Linked DNA regions of Homo sapiens: all the other regions are linked to region 2. Evidence: chromatin loops called from intact Hi-C (ENCODE). Cell type or tissue: mammary epithelial cell. All regions are shown on one strand. Each heading gives the region's core, and the rest is flanking DNA. Links, peaks and the distances in the headings are about the cores only.

Evidence for each region. Peaks named below come from ENCODE experiments on the same cell type or tissue, not always from the same donor. Only the 100,000 strongest peaks of a DNase experiment are listed, where the experiment ranks them.
Region 1: a loop joins it to region 2, with 4 times the contacts of the local background. A loop is called at or near these places in 5 of 110 quality-filtered maps.
Region 3: it touches region 2 in a loop (7-fold over the local background); 6 of 110 quality-filtered maps call a loop at or near these places.

Annotation. Positions count from the first base shown.
Region 1 is chr5:167,816,388-167,823,742 of GRCh38, forward strand. The region is part of intron 4 of TENM2 (teneurin transmembrane protein 2); the gene reads left to right. Among named protein-coding and RNA genes, the nearest start is that of TENM2-AS3, 130 kb to the right of the region's middle. In mammary epithelial cell, for the core only: no CTCF peak of the experiment used is centred there; a DNase peak (open chromatin) is centred at 3,194; H3K4me3 peaks cover 2,337 bases; H3K27ac peaks cover 3,994 bases.
Region 2 is chr5:167,719,246-167,726,600 of GRCh38, forward strand. The region is part of intron 4 of TENM2 (teneurin transmembrane protein 2); the gene reads left to right. Among named protein-coding and RNA genes, the nearest start is that of TENM2-AS4, 63 kb to the left of the region's middle. In mammary epithelial cell, for the core only: a CTCF peak has its summit at 4,217 (motif pointing right); a DNase peak (open chromatin) is centred at 4,186; H3K27ac peaks cover 1,033 bases.
Region 3 is chr5:167,585,103-167,592,457 of GRCh38, forward strand. All of the region lies in intron 4 of TENM2 (teneurin transmembrane protein 2), which reads left to right. Among named protein-coding and RNA genes, the nearest start is that of TENM2-AS4, 71 kb to the right of the region's middle. In mammary epithelial cell, for the core only: a CTCF peak has its summit at 2,877 (motif pointing left); no DNase peak of the experiment used is centred there.

The DNA.
Region 1 (7,355 bases), core at 1,176-6,175, 97 kb after region 2:
CAAGATGACTGCTTTCTCTTGCTTCATTTACAAAAGTTATTCAGATGAGGATTATACAGTTTCTGAATCTTCTCTGCCACTTTAATTTTCTAAGCCACCAATTTAAAGATAGCCTTAAACAACTGTTCTGCCCCTGTGGAAACAGGAAGTGGATGCCTCAGGCAGTTCCTCGGGTTGCTGTGTTGGAAGGAGTGATAGTTTCTCAATTCTGCCGCCAGTGAGACACAACTTCACCTCAGCAGTGTGTATTTAGAGACATTCATCATTAGAAATTGAGTGAGAACTTCCATATGGAAAAAAAAATCCTAGAATTTAAAGACCACCACAAGTGCCTACGTATTATTTAGAGACAAAGAAAGACCTGTGTTTTATAACAAGCATTCTTAACCCCACACATTGTAAAAGTACAAATGGCCCAGCAAAGTCAGAATGACCCGGGTGAAGTACACCTTGTAAGGCAAGAAATGTTCAACTTATTGCTGGCTCTACCATTAGTATGTACCATGGAAGTACATACTAAATAAGGGAAAAATAAGAGAAATGCTAACTTAATGAAGCACAATCATGACTCGTATTAGAAAGTGATTAGCTGAGATCTGTGCAGTGAATAAAACAGGGCCTTGTTACAACTTGATTTGGTTGATGTGTTTCAGAAGGACTCGTAATTCATGTTCCAACTGGAGAAATAGCTTCAGCGAATGATGCAACATATCATATTTTTGTTCAGGTGTTTTGACAGGAAGCAAACGATAGAGTTGTTTGGAACTCTAATTGAGAAAAGGATCTTAATGATGTTCACTCAGTCCAGCATCAGGATATAGTGTGCTGATATTTCTTAGAGGAGAAAATGTTGTAGAATCTGCTTCTTCTGAAGACTTATAATTTTGATAAGCCTTTGTTTATGTAAGCAAGAAGTGTGATTAGTACTTCAAATAACTGCATGTTCAAGATATCTTTTATTTGTTTATACAGAAAAGGGTGCAATTATCTATTTAACTATATCATTAGAGAAAAATATATGGAAAAAACTTCTGTATTCTTCAAAGATATTAATAACTTATATGTGTGATGCCATCTTATGAAAAGACAGCCTTTATAAAATATGAAGAGTTTGAAGTATTGCTTTTCTTACTCAAAAGATTTAGAAGTGGCCATCAAAACCATTAGATAGTTAGATGGCTTAACAAACTGTGAAAAGTAGAACCTTTTCTCTACAAAGTAGGACCTTAAAATCAAAATTTAAAGCAATCACTATCTGAAAAAAAAATATGTTCAGTAAAAAGTTAAATATGGGTCATGTAAGCTCAGTATTAACGTAGAGAGGCTGGATTGAACTGAAACCAATTTGTCGGATAGTGAGATGAAACGCTGGCTATGAGTTCCACTGGTTTTACCTTCAGCCTTGTGGGGGAATGGTGGGGACATTTGATAGGAAGTCAGTCTTGTGTGTTCCAGCCCAGCTCTGCTGGGGGCATGAATTTGAGCAAAGTCCCTTCATTTGTCCTGTCACCTTTGCCCTCCTTCAGGAAATGCCAGTTTTGCATTAGATTGGAAGTTCTCAGCCTCTCTTCCCTGTAACTTGGGAGACGGGATGTATAGATAAGAAGGATGAAGATTCTAGAGGGTGCGGCTCATGGTCACTTTCTTCCCCCCATCTCCTAAACAGCAGCCCTGTTTTGGGTATCAAAAATCTGAAATAGTGTTACTTTACAGTTAAATCAACAGAAAGGTGTTCAGTTGATGTTGAAAACTATGGAATCTCCTTTTTAAAAAGGTAACTTTCATGATCCTCCTCTTAATGTTCTCAGTTTTTATACTCTTGTTTAGTTTTTATTGACATCTCTGTCATGGGGCAGCTCATCTAGACAAGTTTATTGAAGGCAAATGACAGTGATGACTACGGTGCTTTGCACACAGATTGTCAATAACAATCTGGTTGTTTGGGGAGCACTTAGAGATGTGGTTCATGCATGTGTGAACCTCGTCAGTGTAAGTTTTGTGCCATTTAACTGATAACATTTTGAAAATTTATAATAGCTGAGGGTTGTTATAAGCTCATAAGATGCTAAGCACAGAGCTAACTAAGTACTTTACATTTCTTACTGAATCCTCGAAAATAATATGATCTCATTACCCATAGTTTCCAGATGAGGAAACTGAGTCTCAAGGAGGATGAACAACTTTCCCAAGGCCACGGGGTCAGCATATGACTGGCAGACCCTTAGGCCTTCCCACATCACAGCACTCAGGGCAGTGAGGGTGTCCCAAGGGATCTTTGCTGAGACTTTTAGCCTGAGGTCAGCTTCTGAGTTGATTATGACTTAGTTATTGGAAAAAGATATAATTTTCTTCAATAATCTGCATCCCAAGGAACAGTCTCTGTTCTCATCGCTCCAGTTAGTTGCTTTTAAACCCTATTCAAAAAATTACAACGCGGGTTGAATTCCTTAGTGGGGAGGATGAGAGGAACCGCTTCAAGCTGAGAGCACAGTTGTTTCCAGATGTGGCCAGGGCCTCCTTAAAGGTTAGTGGGCTGGATAACCCAGCATTCTGGGCCTAGGGAACCAACACACTCACGTGACATCATCCCACAGGGCAATCTGTATCCTTTACTTTTTGCCATTCATCCAGTTTTTGGGTAGCTGGGTTGTATCATTGTGTGGTGTGTGACTGTGTGTGTGTGTGTGTGTGTGTGTGCGTGCGCGTTCTCTAATGCTACTCTTCATTCATTTATTGCTGAGGGAAGTCCTGCTTCTTCCTGCACTGAAGCCCAATTCCCATTGCTTTTCTAATGTGTGCACTGGAGAGTGGGACTTCCCCTGTCCGGGCTCTTTTCTACTGACCTGCACTGTGTTCTCTATCCATTGCTTCCATCTCAGACAGCGCTTTTCCTCCCAAGATATCTAAGTTGGGTTGGACAAAGTCATTGGAAGTGACAGTCACTTAAAAAAGAAAAAGAAAGGAAACTGGCAAAACACAGGGATGCATGTTCAGGAGAAGCTGTTGAGAGAAGCAGGTGGCTCTTGCCTCCTTGTGTTCTTGGATGAGACAATTGACTTTCCCCAAGCTGACTTCTTGCTTAGATGAACTGACTTAACTGTGAGGTCCTGCCAAAGGTTGTTTCACTAAGCGGTGCCTGGGGCTTTCACAAAGTGAAGTCACCTCTGCCTGCCAAGCAGGGACTCTCTAGCTAGACACTGGGGGAATTTCATAGCCTTCTGATTACTCCTCCAAAAGAGGAAGTTCCTGTCATCATCTTACCTTTACCGTGCCAGGGTGCAGTTCATTCTGCCTGTGGCTAACATGCCCAGCTCATAATGTGCTGTTGAGCTATAGAGAAGGGAAATGGCGGACTGCAACTTGGAGAACTGTTCATTTTGCTGAAGAGGAGACTTGAGGACAGAATCATTGCTCTACTTGGCTAAATCTGTGGTCTTCCTGTCTAGGGCTGTGGCTTCAATGGGGCACCAAGGAGCATTTGTGGAGTGAGCGTGATTGCTCTCCATCCAGCTAGGAAGGTTAGTCATGTCACCAAATATTCCTTACTTCCCTTAACAGCCCATTCTAAATCAATCTTCCATGAATTCATCAAAATGTTTTTTGTATTGCCTCAACTTTGCTGCTTCCATGTCAATTTCCTAAACCCAGGGAGGTCACGTGAAGGGCATTTCCCAAACTGTTATCTGAACCTTCCTCCCTGGAGTGTCTTCTGCTCACTCCAGGGAAAGAGTCCTTTTCCCTGGGCTCATTTGCTGTGGTGGCCATATTTTAATTCCCTCTTGGCTTCTAATAGATGAGTTGGGACACGCCTCAAAGTGTTTTTGTTCCCTCTGAAAGAGGTTGAATCAGGGAAGAGAGGGGGAGAAATATATGTGGGAACAGTTTAATTGTATCCATGAGGATTCTTAGTAATCAGGATGCCAGTGTGTGTTTTCCAGAGCCTAGAGCTGACATAAATAATGTAGCGTACCTCGCTTTGTGCAGGCTTGCTGAGGAATGCTGATGGAGAAAAAGCCAAACTGGGATCTGAAGCTCCCGGCTCCCGGCACAGCCTTTGAAATCCTTTTATTGAGTGGTACTTTTGAAACTGCAGCCAGGACCTTGGCAGGTTGGATGTGCCAGGGAGAAGCCAACAGAGGAGGAACTCCAGAGGAAGGTGCCTCACTTGGCTTTTGGAGAATGAGAATCTGGTGTGGCCTGGATGGCTCCGGCTAAGATTGGTTAATTTCATTTTGCGTTCCTAATCCCACAAGGAATAGGATATCTCCGTCAAGGCCCTGAGAGCCGGGTAAGTGTATGCAGCTGTTGCTAACAAGATATGACTGGCCCCTCAAACATAGTGAAAAGCATCTTGCTAGCCTTTTAGAGCCTCTTGCCTTAATGGGAAGAGCCAAATGAGCTTTGCGGGACAACTAACCCCAAATGAAGTCCTGCAGCTTAAGCTCATTTAAAGGCAAAGTGTGCATTGGGAGAGGGAGAGGGACCACAAACGCCACAGTTCTTTTGCAGGAAGGAAACAATGTGTCTTCACGTGGGATTTTCACAGGAGGTCTGCCAAGCCAAATATCCAACTGAAACATCTTCCAGATTTTGATTTACAGTGCAACTTAAGCCTAGTCTTGGCCATAAATGATAGAAGTGAAGGAAAAGGTGGGGAGTGGGGTAAGGAATAATTCTCTATTGTAGAGGATCTTCAGGGACAGGCTCTGGGCATTTAGTGAAAGGGACAGCGATTCCTTTGCCTATACTCTGGTGGTTTAGAAAAGGACCTCAGGGAACATTTGTTTTGTTTTGTTTTGTTTTCCTTTTGATTAAGGCATTTGGGGTCTAGAAAAGAAGATTCAAGCAGGATCCATTTAATTTATTTAGTTTGCCTCACAGACATGAAGCTTCAGAATGGTAAGTGTCAATTACATTCCTACCGATTTGGGTAAACTAGCTGGGAGAGGGTTCTCGCAGAGCAAGGATCTGTTCAAATCTGGGCTGTTTTACAGTTTTTGGCCAGTGATAGGAGCTGCTGTGTAAACACAGAAAAAGCATAGATGACAAGTTTGATTGGGAAGGAAGGCTTTGTGTGACTTGTCCTTTTGGGGGATGGTTCTCTGTTGTTGTTGGTTTGACAATTATGGGATGTCCTTTAGAAACCATCTATATAGCACACTAAAATTTACTTGACAAATGTAAACATGATCCGATAGTTCCATCGTGGGAAAAGAGTATATATTTTCCTCTTATTTGGCTACAGATTTGTTGTTTTCTTCTTTCTCCATTTAAAATATGGAGTGTTTTATAACATAGTTTTTGGAAATTTTTTTTGTTATGTGATGTATTGCTATAAATGTATTATTACTAAGAACTCTACAAGTCCCTTTTGATGATTTCATTGAACTGGTAAGGAAAGGAGTACGTTCTTGTCTGAGTTTCATTCCATCCTCTCTCATTAGGGTCTGTGCTTTGCTTATCTACTGCTTTAAGTGGTTTCACCAGAACTTTCATTCAGTAGTCTCAAAAGCCCCGCGTACTTCTCTCTGCTTGGACAAATGCCTTCCCAAATTAGTGCTGTGGTTTTGTCTTGTGAAGGAAAAGTTTTATCTTCATGGATAAAGGCGAAACAGGGTTTTTGTTTGTTTGTTTTTTCATTTTGTTTTGTTTTGTTTTGTTTTGTTTTATTGGGGCAGGCAAGATTTAGTCTTTAGTCTGAGGAATCTGTTTGGACACTTTTCCAGCAAACCTTCCACTCTTTGGGAAAGAGCATGCCCATCTGTGAAATGGGCTTGGGATTTGATTAAAAATGTAACACCCACGCCCTCTCGGTCACATTGTGAATGTTTGAAAGGAAAAAAAAATGATTATAGAGGGTTAGCTGAGGGGTTGTCAATAAGCTGGTCTCCGTAGGACTGAGTTTAAACCTGTTTTAAACATGCAAAAACTGGGTCGCTTGTTAGTTTCTATTTATAAGTGCGTTAGAAGAAAGTACATCTTAAGTGCAGGGAAATGCAATACTTCTATTAAACAAAACTTAGTTTTTATAACCTAAGAAGTGACCTGAAGGAATGTGAGGAATTGTTAGAAGCCTGTGGTTCTTGGGCGCAGAGTCACAGCTTCATGTTTAATTTAACAAAACATTAAACATTTCATGTTTAATTTAATGAAACATTAGAGCACTAGGATTTGTCACCTTCATGACAGAATGTCAGAACTGTGGGATAGTTTCAGAATATATGTTCTTTCTACAGAATTCACATGTCACACTGGAGATGTTTCACATGCAAAGGCCTTTACTTTTTTCCAGGGGTCTTTTTTTTCCTCTCTAATAAAAGAAGGAGAAGCAAAGAAGCAAGTAGAACAACAAAAACAACAACACATTAGGCATGCACTACTAGTCTAGCTAATTGTAGGGGGGCTATTAGCAGGCATTTAGGCAAATCGATTAACATTTAGCATCAGTACCAATGCAATTGCATTTCTACTTTTTGTGCTTCTGACAAAATAAGCACACAGATCTTCAGGACAAGAAAAGAACGGACGTTGGAACCATTTGTTAGGTGATAAACGTTTTATTAAACCCATTTGGATTTTTTAATGAACTATTTGAGAAAGTGGGGTGAGATCTTTGGAAAAAAATAGGTAAATGTATCCGTTTGATAAAGGTTGTTACCAGTGTGAGAGAGGCAACCCTTTGTACTGCATCGCTTGCCAGATTTTTTTCTTAGTCTGGAAAATGTGGTCGGAGATTGATAGTGCTAGTTTGCCTTTGGCCTGTGATGGGAAATTTCCCTTTTTTTTGTATTTCAAAGTGCTGAAATAGAGATATGCCCTACCTCTCTGTCCATATTTTGCAGATTGGTGGAGCTCTATTTTCATCAGATGCTTAGAATGCTTAGCTCTTTTCCATGAAAAACAAAAATTGATGTTTGGGCAGTGAAGGTAATTACCGATCCATAAAGCATGCATGTGTGTGTGCATATATGTAATTATACATGTGTACCCACCCACACACTCACACACACGCACACACAGACACACACAATGTACAAGTCTACAAACCCTTCCCCTCACCCCCCTGCCACCAAATTCTCCTTCTATTCATTTGAATTGCCTCCTGCACCATTTCTGGAATGCTGTATAAAACACAATGGAGATTTATGCAAGGGCAGTATTTTCTTTTGTGATGACAGGAGTGCGAATGGCTCTCCTGTTATTATATACTCAGCCTGAATGTGCTGCTTCCTTGGGTACCTTGAAGTGGCTGAGACCAGATGCTTCAGAGAGAAATGTCATATTCATGCAATTCAGAGGAGCATATGGCAAGAGAAAAATCGTTGTGACAGTTGCTGACCTGTGGAGCAAGTCAC
Region 2 (7,355 bases), core at 1,162-6,161:
TTTGAAATGGATTGGCCTACATACTTGTGAAGACTCCGCGGGACCAAGTCCTGTTCTTCTGTCAATACCCATGGTTTCAATAACATAGCACAGAGGACTAGAGAGAGAAGGCAGTTCTTTGGTGACAAGAATTGAGATTTTAGGACAACACTAGGATGTGAGAAAAATTCCTAAGGGTTTGAGTTCAGAGATCCTGGAGACCAGAAGGAAGCTTCGAACAGCTGGAGTGGGGTTTCCACAGGAAAAGATGTGTTTCTAAGGAGGTAAAAGGTGAAGTGCATGTTTGATGAACTGAGAATGAGTGCAGAATGACAGGCAATTAATAGCCTAAGCTGTGGAAGAAGTTCGAGTTAGGACTAATGGACAGAAGAAAGTAAAATCTAAATAACCAGAATATTGGCAATAAAGTACATGCGAGAGAGTCTTCTGCAGAACTGAGCAGATCCTCCAGAACAGTGGTTCTCAACCAGTGGCGATTTTGCCACCTCAAGGAATGTTGCCCTGTCTGGTGATGTTTTTGTTTTGTACACGTGGGTGAGTGCTACTAGCATCTAGTGGATAGAATCCAGGGATGCTGCTGAACATCCTGAAATGTACAAGTCAACACCCTCCCACCACCCCCAACAAATAATTACCTGGCCCAGGTGTCAAAAGCACACAGGTTGAGAACCCTTGCTGTAGAATGGCATATTCCAAACTGCACTCCACTGCATGCAAAGGATAATAACACATTTTCTGTGGGTTAAAAAGAGGGGGGGGCTTGGGGAAGGGAGGTTCTAAGATCCAATAAACTGAGGAAGCTCTGTGTCTAATAAACAGATTTCTTTATTATAGAATGATTCTGAGTACTTAAAAACAAAAAGCATTTCCAAAAACAATTTTCTAAGAAATAACTTTGAAGTTACAAGTGTTCCACAAAACACGGGACAGGAAACACTGATCTAGTATTTCATATTAATTAGTTTTTGATAGAATATTACTAATTACCTACTTGAAAAAGAGTAGACATATTTGACATTAAATTGTTAAAAATAAACAAACAGTTAAACATAAAACCTAGCCATGCATATGAAAAAAATATGAAAGCACACAAAGATTGCATACTGACAGAGAATGCATCATCCGGATAGTCCAGGCAGTGATGAAACCAACGGATGTTCCAGTACATACTTCCCTTCTACCATCTGTAGCACTAAGAATGACAAGAGTCTGATGTCTCATCAATATGCCGGGATGCTAATACAACCTTTTCCTTAGTAGGCACTCTATATTTGAATTTATTGTAGATACTTAAGTGATTCTCCCCACCCCTGTTTGTAAGTGAGTAGTTATAGCAGATGCTCACATCAGATTGCTGTGTTTGTAAAAGGATTCTATTCATTTGCATGTTTTTCTCTGAAATATTGCATTTATTTATTTCAGTGCATCTTCTTAGAAGATGTATTCAATAGGGAGCAAGAATAATATATACTCGTGGTTGAATGCGAGACCATAATTTAAATAGAGGTATTGGACTGACATCAGAGATTTGAGTGAAAGTGGAAGCCCAGAGGAAGGAAGGGGACAATTTATTATTGTTTACATATTACACTGCAGCTTTAGATTCCCTTAGTTACTACTTGAATGTAAAATGTATTACTCAGAAGAGGATCTGGAATGAACTCTATGCAGAAGACGAAGTTGGGTGGGTGTTGTGCTGGAATGAAAGCTGCAGTCGTCTTTGCAGATGCCAGTGTACTGGGAAATAGGCATGTGTATTTAGCATAATAAAGTCCTGCATTCTCATTGCCCAATCACTTAATTTTCTAAAAGAAAACTTATATCCTATCTCTCTTTTGATCCTACTTACTACAATATTAAGGGATTTAACAGCCTTAAGACCTTTTGTCCTTCAATCATTCATTAGTTTGATGTTATACCTAATCCCCATTTCCATTTGCAGAGAAGTCAGTGAATAGAATCAGCTACCATTATTAAACAGGTTTTAAAAAACGTACCACATCACTTGAAAAAAAAAATGATGAGGATTTTTTGGAGTGGTTTAATTTTGTATCTAATGCAACTAAAAACCTTACATATTCTTTTTTTCTATTGCTGTCATAACAGATTACCACCAACAGACGCTTAAGCGAACACACATTGATTATCCTACGGTTCTATAGGTAAAAGATCCGACTGGATTTCCACTGGGCTAAAATCAAGGTGTTAGTTGGGTTTCGTCTCTTTCTGGAGCACATAGCAAAGATTCTTTCTTCGCTTGGATTCCTGCTTCAAGAGGCTGTTTCCATTCCTTGGTTCATGGCCCCTTCCTTCATCTTCAAAGCCAGAAGTGTAGCCTCTCTTTGAGCCTGCTTTAGTTGTCACATTTCCCTCTGACCACAGCCAGGAAAATTTCCCCACTTAGAAGGACATGTGGATGAGTTCAAACTCACTTGGATAATCCAAAATATTCTCCCCACCTCAGGGCTCTTAACCTTAATCACATCTGGAAAGTCCCTTTTGCTATGTAAAGTAACATATTCCCAAGTCCTAGGCATTAGGACATAGACATTGTTGGGAATTCATGATTCTGCCCACCGTGCTTTATTTCCTTCCATTTCCAATGCGATTTGACAGAAATTCCAAATGATTCCCCCCAAAATCAGAAAAACCTATTTCAAAGTGTTTTATAACACATTAGCTGTTACTTCTTTAGCTTTGAAGTGAAATTAACCCAGACGTGAAATCCTCAGCTCTGTTTCCTTCCCACTCATGCTGTAGAAATAAACCTCCCAAAGATGCTGAGTAGGCTCTGTCCCAGGGCCAATGATGGCTGGTGGAGGTTGGTGGGACATCTCCCCTCTCCACTTCCAGCTATAAATCCCCATGTGTCACCCAAAGCCTGCATGGCTCACTTAGAGAAGCTCAACTGAGTGACTTCTGCCTCCCCTCAGGCACTGACTCCTACAAGCAGACAATTACTGGTGTCAGCAAGCATGTGCCTGTGGCTCGCTGCATGATTAGCCGTTAATATTTGGTTTTGAACTCCATCAGAGATAAGCTGTTCTTGCAGCATATCAAACCAGGCAATCTAATGCAAAGGATGCTATGGTCAGAATAAAGAGTTGCTCATTTTCCAAGAGATAAGTAGGTAGATAGATTGATAGATAGATAAATAGATAGATGGATACATAGATATAGGTAGAGATACAGCTATAGATTTAGATACAGATACAGATATAGATATATAGAAATAGAGATTTTTTAATAGACTAGTTTTTAGAATTCACGGATTCTTGTTGAGGGTGAAAAAGAAAAAGGGATACAGATCATGACGTCAGGAGATCGAGACCATCCTGGCCAACATGGTGAAACCCCATCTCTACTAAAAATACAAAAATTAGCTGGGCGTGGAGGTGCACGCCTGTAGTCCCAGCTACTAGGCAGGCAGCTGAGGCAGGATAATTGCTTGAACCCGGGACAAGGAGACTGCAGTGAGCCGAGATTGCGCCACTGCACTCCAGCCTGGCCATAGAGTGAGACTCTGTCTCAAAAAACAAAACAAAACAAAACAAACAAAAAAAAACAACTTTTGAGCTAAGTTCTCAAATATGTTTCTACTTCAATTTTAGGTCTCTTTCTCCTAAATATCAGAAAATGTCTTTGTCCAATATGAGTAGTCACGGAGAAATGAGGCAGTTTATTGGTAGTGAGAGTGTGATGAGGCAACCAACTACAAAAACCCTCTTTGGAGCTAGAATGATAGTGTTAGATTTCTATATCCCTCAAGGACTTTAACATTATAACCACTATGTCTGTCATTAAATACACCTGAGGTTGTGTATTCAGTGATTATAACCCTATTGGCATGCTTTTAAAAAAATTAAGGCTATTTTTTAGTCTGTGCCTGAAAACCACATTTTTAGGTCCCACTGTTGGCTAAGGAAAGAGTTAGGAGTTCATTCTTTGCCCAAGGTGCTGGGCTTATTTTATTAAAACATCCTTGCATGGTGACTTTCCTTATATTCAAAGTTCATTCCAGACGCCCAGCCTGATTTGGCCCCTGAGTCCTCATCTAGTGCCACTCTCTCCCTTGCTCACTCTTGTGCAGTCATGTTGGGCTTTTTCTGTTTCTGGAATGTACCGAATTCTCCAGTCTCCCCACCCTTGCACTTGAGGCTAGGTCTTTTCCCGGCTCCTCCTTCATTCATAAGTGCATTCTCAGCAAAACCGCCAGAGGGCGCCTGACACGTGAGCTCTGATCTGTCTTCAATGGCCTCCCATTTCACTCGAGATACAAGCCAAGGCTCTTATATCTAGCAGGAAGGCTGTCCACCATTTGAACTCAGTTTCTTCTCTGACCTCCTCTTCTGCCTACTTTCTTTTGGTTGCACCCCTGGACTTCGCTGTGTGCCTCAAATATGCTGGATATGCTCCCACCTCAAGACCTCTGCTGCTGCTGTTCCCTGTCCTAATAGTCTTCCTCTTAGTGTACACAAGGCTCCCTCCCTCTCTTCCTGCATCCTACTGCAGTTTCAGGTTCTAGACCAAGCATGTAGTAGGTGCTCAAGTAAATATCTATTGAATGAATGAACGAAAGCAGGCATTACTGTTCATGGAGCCCTTTCTGACAACCCTTTATTTAGCAAAATGGGATTTGCACTCTGCTAAGGAACGTGAATCTAATGTAAAAGATGGTGTCCCAGAAGGCTGTGAACTTTAGTGTTCAGACACACTGAGGTATAAATATATGAGTTCCACAGCCCTTCTGACTTTCTGTGCAGCTGACAGTACCTGTTTGATGAGAATTAAGTTTCCTGGGTACTCTGTAATTTAACCAGGACAATTGTTGCAGTGAGACCAGAGATTGTTTCTTTTGCTTTTGCCCATTCTTGTCTTATATATCTCATTGCATCTTATATCAGTACAATATTGGTAAATACTAGCACAAATAGCAAACTTTCTATGTAGTACACCCGTTAGGCCTCAGTGTGACTTGCCTTCCTCTCCAACAGCAGCCTTGTAAATGGTTTTGGAAAAGACAATCTGTGGATAAATTACTAGTTTTTTTTTTTTTTCCCATGTACTTACTGTGTGACTTTGGGCAAGTTTCTTAATGTCTCTGAATCTCTTCATGTATAAAACAGGGTTTTAAAAAATTCTACTTCATGAAGTCCTCATGTATTCATTTAATAAATATTTCATTGAGCACTTACTATGGTTGAGGCATTATTTAGGTGCTAGGGAAAGAGGGATGTACAGGACAAATAAGATGCCCAACTTTCATTCTATTGGGTGGAGGGAAGGAGGGAAGACAGTAGAGTAGGAAGGAGATGACGAATTCAGTAAGGTATTTTTCATGAGTGATGAGTGTTATCAAAGAAATAGGCCCAGGGAAATGAAATAGAAAGGGAAGAGATAGGAACACCACTTCAGGTTGAGTTATCAGAGAAGACTTCATTTCTTTGTGGCTGAGATCTAAATGCTGAGAAGAAACCAAACACACAAAGATCCTAGGGTATAATGTTCCAGGCAAGGGTAAAAGTAAAGTTCAAAGACCCTGAGACGGACAGTAGCTTGATGGTTTGGGGAACAGAAGGAAGACTGTCGAGCCCGCAGTCGTAGTGAGAGTGGTATTAAGGGAGCTCAGAGACATAAGCACAGGCTGGATTACGGCAGGTAAGCTCTGCAAAAAGTTTCTGGCAGAAATCATCTTACCACTCTTCCTGGCACCTCATAATTATCTAATAAATTTAAATGTCCTTTCTTTTCCAAATTTCAATTTTCTAATTAGAAGAAGGATTATATTTATTCTCCATTAAAATAAAGGGTATGAGCAAAGTTATGTTCAAATAGTTTGGTATGCTTGTGCTAATTTACATTTGTCACCAATCATGATTTTAATTAAATACATGGGAAATGGATTCTTATTAAAATTCAATAAATTTTTTTTTTACCCCAAATGTGGTCAAGTGTTTTCCCCTGGATTTATGTAAGCATAACTCCTATGATATGGTGTAAAATGAATCACACTTTTTTTTTAAAGATGCTTTTGTTTGAGTATCTTCAAGAAAAATCTGTTGTGAGAAAGATCCTAAACATATGTATGTATAGATGCATATCTTTGAAAGCCTATGTGAATACCAAGGGAATCTGAACTTTTTCTTTGGAGATGTTTACATAATAAATCTATTTTCATCAATCTGGCATATTTTTCTCCTAGCACTGACTTACTGAATGCCGCTGACCACGTGCTGCCTCTCATGCTAAATGCTTACTTAATTCATCACCAAATTCTGTAGACTGTACAGGCTAAACACCTCTAATGCATTTACTTATTTTCATCCTCACTGTCCATCACACTCCCTCCCTCCCTGTTTCTGCAACAGCTTCCCAATTGGATCTTTTTAAATGCAAATTGGATCCTGTGTTCTTTACTTTAAAATATTTGTATGGCTCGCCAGTGCCCTGAGTGGTTTAGGGGTTCTTAGCTTTTATCCCTTATTTACTTTTCTAAGTGCATCTGTTACCACTTCCTACAGGTCAGGGTCACGCTTAAGCTCCTCCCATCCTCAAAGAAGCCTTACTCTCTCGCTTTGCCTTGTCCCTTTTGCCTGAAATCCCCTTCCTCTACTCTACTTTAGCCCCTCCACCATTACCAGACTAATCTCTACTCATCCATTAAGGCCCGCTTCAGCCCTCTCCCAAGGGCTGCACTCCACAAACCCCGCCCCCACATGTCTAGTTATTAGCACTTCGCTGTGCTTACACACCTTCTAGAGGTATCAGAATTATCACACCCCATTGTTAGGACTGGCTGCCTAGCCATCCCACTAGATTGTCAGATGGTAGGGGCAGGCATCATGACTATGGGGTTCCTCTTAAATCCCAGTGCTGGGCACGCTGCACGGCATAGAGCAAGTACTCAAGAAATGTTTCTTGAATTTAAAAGGTGCCTTTAAATCAAATGCCTCTGAAAAGGGAGTTGATAATGCTCCTCATTACCTGAAGTTTAGCTTCATGATCTATGGTCAAAAACATCCAGTTTGGTCCTACCTGTGGAAGCATATTGACTGCCCTTAACTCAAGCCCTTAACTCTCTAATTTCACTGATTTCTATAATAGAAAGAAGTATTATTATTACATTGTTTATCATGGAGCTAAAGTTTAGTTTTTGCATGTGAATAGGCGAGGCCCCTTCTCACCCCTTTCCTTACCTTCCTTTTTATTTATTTACTTATTTATTATTTTTAGAGACAGGGTCTTACTCTGTGGCCAGGCTAGAGTGCAGTGGCATGATCATTGCTCACTGTAGACTTGGCCTCCCAATCTCAAGCGATCTTCCTGCCTCAGCCTGCCAAGTAGCTGGGACTACA
Region 3 (7,355 bases), core at 788-5,787, 130 kb before region 2:
TGTTCCCAAGTCTTAGTCTAGGGCAGATTCAAAGTGTCCTAGGGCATCATCCTTCTTCTCTCTCTATTTTCCACCCTGAAGTAGATCCGGATCCTTAATCCCCAGAATAGAATCGTTATTTTAGTTGGAGGAAGATGTACACTCTTTAGATGTTTTCTTCTTAGTCTCTGATCATGTAATTTATGATGAAAAGTACACTTGTTTGGAGGGTAGTCTAAAAGTGGTGACTACCTCTCTCCACTCTAGTGATGTTTACAAGATTTTGAACCTTGGATATCAGAACTGTTTAAATAGACCATGGACTCTGAGCATTGTGATCATGAATACAGATTGTCTGTTGAATATCAGGCATTTTGCTAGGAACTGGAGAGTCAGAAATGATGATGCAGAATAAATATATATTGATTTATTTTTAATTAGGCCTATGGGACCATGTCACTTTATGTGAGGATATTGTACTCCCAAATTTCTCTGCTTCTTTTCCACACCTCTGGTGAAATTCTAAGAACTTATCAATCAAGATATTTTCCTAAAAACATTGTATTTCTATGTTACACAAAGACATAAACAACCTTAGAGTCATGCTAGAAGTTATTTATATAATAATAGAATAAAAATGTTAATCAAATAATAAAATTTTTATTTTAATTATAGTCAGCCCTTTGTATCTTTGAGTTCTACCTTTATGGATTCAACCAACCATAGATTGACAATACTGAAAATAAGAATAATAAAAAAGCAGGCCAGGCACGGTGGCTCACCCTGTAATTCCAGCATTTTGGGAGGCCAAGGCGGGTGGATCACTTGAGTTTAGGGGTTTGAGACCAGCCTGGGCAACATGGCGAAACCGCATCTCTACAAAAAATAAAGAAATAAGCTGGGCATGGTGACATACACCTGTAGTCCCAGTACTCGGGAGGCTGAGGTCACAAGATTGCTTGAGCCCAGAAGGTCAAGGTTGCAGTGAGCACCACTACACTCCAGCCTGGGTGACAGAGCGAGACTGTCTCAAACAAAACAAAACAAAAAAATACAAAGTAAGAGTACGATAATAAAAATAATACAAATAAAAAAACAGGTGATATAACAACTATTTACATAGCATTTACATTATATTAGGTATTACAAGTAATCTAGAGATGATTTAAAGTATATGGGAGGAAGTATGTAGGTTATACGCAAATACTGCACCAGTTTATTTGAGGGACTTGAGCATCTGTGGATTTTGGCATCTATGGGGGTCCTGGAACCAAGCCCCACAGATACGGAGGGACTACTGTAGTAATAAACATGAAAGGCTGGTCAGTTAACTGTTCCTCTGACAATATGCATGTTAAATGATTTCAATGTATAACTGTAATTTCTCTTTTAATTTGGGACATATCCTCCTTCCTTTAATCTTTGGTTCCCTGAGGATGGTAGCAGACTGTTCATTTCTGTCTCACTCTCCCTTTCCTTCTCCAGGGTGTCCTGTTGAATCCACTCCTATGTCTTATGTGCAAACTCATAATACCCAGGATAGTTTATTATATTTATTCTTGAATAAGAAAATATTTTAGGGAAAGAGGTAATTTAAAAAATGGAACGTACTTGCCAATGAGCAAATGTATTCTATTAGTAGAGAATTATAACCACCTTATAACAATCACAGTATCCCTCATTTCCAAAGCGTTCTGGAATGAGTAATAATCAATACCAGAGTAAAGAAAGAATTTTTCTTCAATTTAGTTAGATGATTTTTATTCACAAAAATATCTAAGTTGTTGAAAAAATAGACCTTTGACTTTTAACTTGGGTTTATTTTTCAATTTGGAAAGTGCATGTAAGTTTGTTAATGTTAATTAGTAATTGTTGGGCTCTGAGGGGGTGCAGCATCTTCAGTCTGAGCTTATTACAGTGTAAAATATGGATTGCCTTTACCCTAATGGCCTCTGAATCCTATTACCATCCCATTAGAGAGTGTGGGATTTTAGTAATTCTGTTGTTGTTTCCAGTGGGCAGTGAATATAATGGGGAAGGGCAGGGGTTAATGCAATTCATCTCTTTTAATACTTGTAACTCCAACTCCCTTATCACTCACTGAGGTTTCATTGGGTTTTTCCCCTTTCTTTCTATATCTTTAAGGCCCAATATATTTCTCTATGCTTCTCCCAGCCAGAATAGTTTGGGGAGTATTTCGATGATTCTTGGGTTTAAATAGAATTTTCAATATTAGCCTTTCATAAACTGAAGATAAACAAATAAGGTAGTATGTCCGCTTGTTGTGAAACAGCCTGTCACTCAGAAAGGTTTTCAGTGACTGTCATTGTGCCAAGAATAGTATTGAAATGGCTCTTCATTCAAGATCATTTATAAGGCCTTTTGGAAGGAGAAGCATGATACCAGTGGGTCGGATCAATGCACACTAGTGTTCTGGGTATAATGTTTCCATGTGTTCCTGGAGACAGCTGTGTCCTGGGTGCTGGTGGTGCTAGAGAGAAGAATTGGAAAAGATTTCAAAGTGATAGAAATTAGATTCCTTTAAAGAGAAGTTTATGAGCAATAGTTAATTCCCTACATCTCCAACATGCTCAGTAGATGTTCATGTCTGATTATGTATCCGTGGTTTTATTCATGAAATTTGTTTTTAGCTAATACAGCTTTTTTCGGAATAAATACGAACATCAGATTACTTCTCAGTATGTCAAAACAAATTAGTTTCCCACAGTGATGCAGTGAAAGGTGTAACTATTTTCCCTTTTTATATGTCAGAAAGCATTACTGGGACTGGGAAATTCCTCTTTTTCCCCCCTTAGCCCGTGAGCCATGTGGTTTGCAAAGGTCTGCTTTAATTCACAAGCATGTTCACCTAGAGCTCCAGCACCTCCCTCTGCTGCCATTAGTGGGAATCACATGCTGAGATCCAAAGAGGCAACCACACTCAGAAAAGACTGGGAATGGCAGGAGGTGATCAGACCATTTCAATCTGTTGAAAGTGAGTGATATTCCCAGGGCTCACTGTTCACCTTCTCAGAGAATTAAGTTTCCATATGTTTCATCATAAATGACATGAACGTGCAACATAACTGCAATATGCAAATGTCCACTGGATAACGTAATAGAAAACTGGATTGGAGAGGAATTCTCCTTGTCTCCGTATTCAAAATATCTTGATTGTCCACCTGGTTATGGCTAATAGGCTAAGCCTGGTGACAGTGCTTAGGTCTATATATAATAGTAGTTTGTGTATCTGCATTGAATATTCGTGCATCACATTTCTCCTTAATTTGAGGTATCACTTATATTTCTACACAGACTGTGAGAGCATTTCTTTCTCTCCATCAATGGGTGTATTGTGTGAAATTCATTTTAGAATGTAATTATGTAGTGACCAATACAATTAGCTTTCATCCAAATGAATTGATATGAATAAGCATTGTTAAGGGATATTGTTTTCTTTTGATACTTAGTTACTTAGTTACAGACTACTTTTTAAATCCATTTCTGTTCCCACAATCACTTGGGAAGCTAAAACAAAACAACAACAAAAGAAATAAAATCTACTGTAAGTATATACTGAAGTAATAATCTTTTAAAAACAGCACATATACAAAAGACCATTAGCAGAAAATTACTGAACTCATGGAAATGACATGTAGATAGAACCTATGTAGAATTACTGGTTTGCAAAGGACAATATGAGGGATTCTGGTTACTCAACAAGTGGAATGTGGCTTTCTGTTTTTCATTTATGATTGGAACCCATTTAATTCATCTTGTCTGTTTATTCTTGGAACTTCCCTTCAGATCTCCAAGAAATATAAAAATCAGATGACAGGCCAGGCATGGTGGCTCACGCCTATAATCCCAGCATTTTGAGAGGCTGAGGTGGGCGGATCCCTTAAGGTCAGGAGTTCGAGACCAGCCTGGGCAACATGGCAAAACCCTGTGTCTACTAAAAATACGAAAAATTAGCTGGGTCTATTGGCACACACCTATAATCCCAGCTACTTGGGATGCTGAGGCATGAGAATCACTTGTACATGGGAGGTGGAGGTTGCAGTGAACTGAGATTGTGCCATTGCATGCCAGCCTGGGCGACAGAGGGAGGCTGTCTCAAAAAAAAAAAAAAAATTAATGATACTTAGGTTTCCATTAGAGAATGATATATTTACCATTGTCACAAAGCCACACAACCTTTCATGTGTTGTCTCTGTTCAGTGTTCCCTTAATGCATGATACACAAATTATTTAACAATAGTTGAATATTATCAAACTAGTAGTAAAGAAATTGGACTCTGCATAACACTAATAGTTTTATTTTTTAAACATGTGTCAGAATTCAAATATAAGTGTGAACTGTGTAGAGCACACAGGAATGCTGAGTGCCACATTTTGTACCATATTGCATCCAATGCTTTTGTGGAAATATTCCCCAATAAGTTTATGATAGCAATAGAAATTAGCATATTTTAAAAATATATATTTTAAACTATAAAAGTAGAATTGCTCTTTCAGAAAATTTGGAAAATTTAGAAAAAAAATTGAAGAGAATAAAAATTATTCATAATCCCATCCAAGTTTGTTTGTTTGTTTGTTTTTAACCCACTTAAACAGGTGAATATTTAAAAAATAAAGATTGTTTCTTGCATTCATTCTTATACAGTGGAAATTCTCTTATGCATTAAATAGCACTCAAAAACTTTACATTAATGTTCTATCAATGTGTATGCCTTACAAATTCCATGATACTTAAAAATAACTTTCTTTAACATTTTATTTATAAAACTATAATAATATATTTATTTAAAAGAATTTGGAAACAATATACAAACAAAAGTAAAATTATTTTGAAATGCTACCGTGAAAAGGTAAAAGCTTGAATAATTTGATGTATCATTTTACCATCTTTGTCTATGTAATAAGTAATAATAGTAATTACTTTGTTTGATTTATATTTTAGTTATTCTACAGTTTTATGCTTATCTCTTGATTTACTTACCACTGAATTCTCTGCTTGATTACATTTTTCTTAAAAAAGTCAGATTGCAATATTTTTAGGATATAAGAAACTTCTGCTTGTTGTATTCATAGCCAATATTTTTTCCAAATAGTGTTTTTTGTTTTTCATATGAAAATCAGTTTTGTTTTCATATGAAGATATTTCAAATCTTGATGTAGTAAGGTCTAAGGTCTTCTTCTACTATTTCAGATATCTTGAATTGTTTCTCAGCTTTAAAAAAAATCCCCATTATAAGGTTCAATAAATGCGTACTATATTTTCTCCTAGCAATTAAAAAATAATGTTATAATGACATTAACTTGCTAAGTTACTTTAGAAATGCATGTATGTATGTGTGTGTGTGACATGAGGATCTAGTTTCTTAAATGGTTAATCCATTACTAGATATTTGCACTGTTACTATACTGTTTTGTTATTGCAAGTTTATAGTAAGCTTAATGTAATAGAAGAACCACTCCTTTTTATTTTTTTTCTCCCAGGCATGTCTTGCTTAACTTTCATCTTGATTATTCAGTTGTATCTGTATGTGTATGTAGAAAAGCAGAAAAATGGTGCCATGCCTCAGTAGTATTTTTTTCCTCTTTAACTTGAGTCTCTTTAATTTGGTAAGGTATTTTTTTAGTCTCATTTTTGTTTCTTTGCTCTCCAATAAAACATGTTTTCCATTTTGAATATGTGGGTTTTGTGTTTTGACCCACTTCTCTTAGATTTGTCTTAATCAGGCATTTCTTCCTGGAATTGTACTTTAAATACCTATGTATTTGCATACAATGATGTAAGAAATTTCTCCCACATCTACTTTCTTCTCTTCTTGAGAAAACAATGCATATCTGTTAACAAAATGTTCATGATATTCATCTATCATGGGCCAAGTTCATCTTTTGAAATGTAACTGCACAAAGTACAATGCTGATCTAATATGGTTGGTCTTTATACATTTATGTCAGTAATAATTGCACTAAGCAAGCAAGAGAGTTCTCATTGCTCTAGCTTCCCCACGATAAAATTTTGTAAGATGTAACCCATAGAACACCAGCCTAGTGCAAAGCTCTGCAAAGAAAGGGTTCCTTGGTGGAGTGAATTTGAGAATTAATTCATACAATAGCCATATTTTACCAGTTTAGAATAACTGTTATCATATTAAAAGCTCTGACAAGTTCAACAATAAAGACTTGTTTGGTTTGTTTGAACCCATCTTCTCCCAGATTTAATGTATGACATAAACATTTGCTATTTTTTGAAGACAGAGAATATTATTTGGTTTGATGGTTTGTATTTTATTGAGGGGTAAATATATAATCTATTACTCAACCTAGGAACTTACATTGAATACTCAAATCGGGCAGGCTTTCTTCCAATTAATTTCAGTTTCCAGTGAGTCTTGTTTCTTTTCAGTGTACAATGGAAGATAACTCTAATCAGATCTTAAGAGACAATTCTCAAGGCATGTCACTCATTGGCCATTTATTTGATGATTAGTAGTGGTTGTAGTTGAAGTAGGCGGCAGTATTATACAATTATCATACATAGTAGCTCTATAACATCTTGCAAATAAATTAAACTCTTTATATATCAGTTTTTATTTTTTGTAAAATGGGAACAGTATCCTGCAGGGGCTTGTGTACCACAGAAAGGATGCGTATATAAAGCCCTAACCCTATTTCTGCATAGAACAGCCACTCACAGAATGATAGTTGGCATTCTCAATAATCATTGACAAGAAAAGTTAGCAGGATATATCCCCTGCTCTGATCCATCTAAACAATGGTGCAATAAGAAGTAACAATTTCATAATGCTTTGCAATTTACACATATTTTTATGTACGCTGTTGAGAGTGTAAGCATCAAAATAAAATAGGAGAACTGGAAAATACAGTGAGGGAGCTGAGATCAAGTGATACAGCATTTGCCAGGAGGTGGGTATTCCATGCCACAGTATACACCAATACAGAATGAGGACAAGCGTTCATTCCTTCTAATGAGGACTTTACCTAGGTTGGGCACCAAAGGCTGTCACACAGTTGGATGGAACTGAATTAAAACGATATCAAAGTTCAGTTCCTCAGCTCCAAGTGCTTGCTGAGTTCGGCTTCTTCTCTGGTAACCCTCTTATGGAATGTGATTTTAAAAGCATCCCAAAGTTGTAAGTACCTTTGTGTCGTGTTGACATCTGATTCATCAGTGGGCAAACATTCTGCTATTGTTACTGGAGCTCTGTTTTATCCTCCTGGAAGAGAAGCCCCAGCTCAGCAAGAGCGGTGTGGAAATGTTGGTAAACCCCTTTATTACTTTGAGTCTAGACTACTGTAATTCTCCATTTGTGGGCCTTCTAAACTGGGTTATTTATAGGATG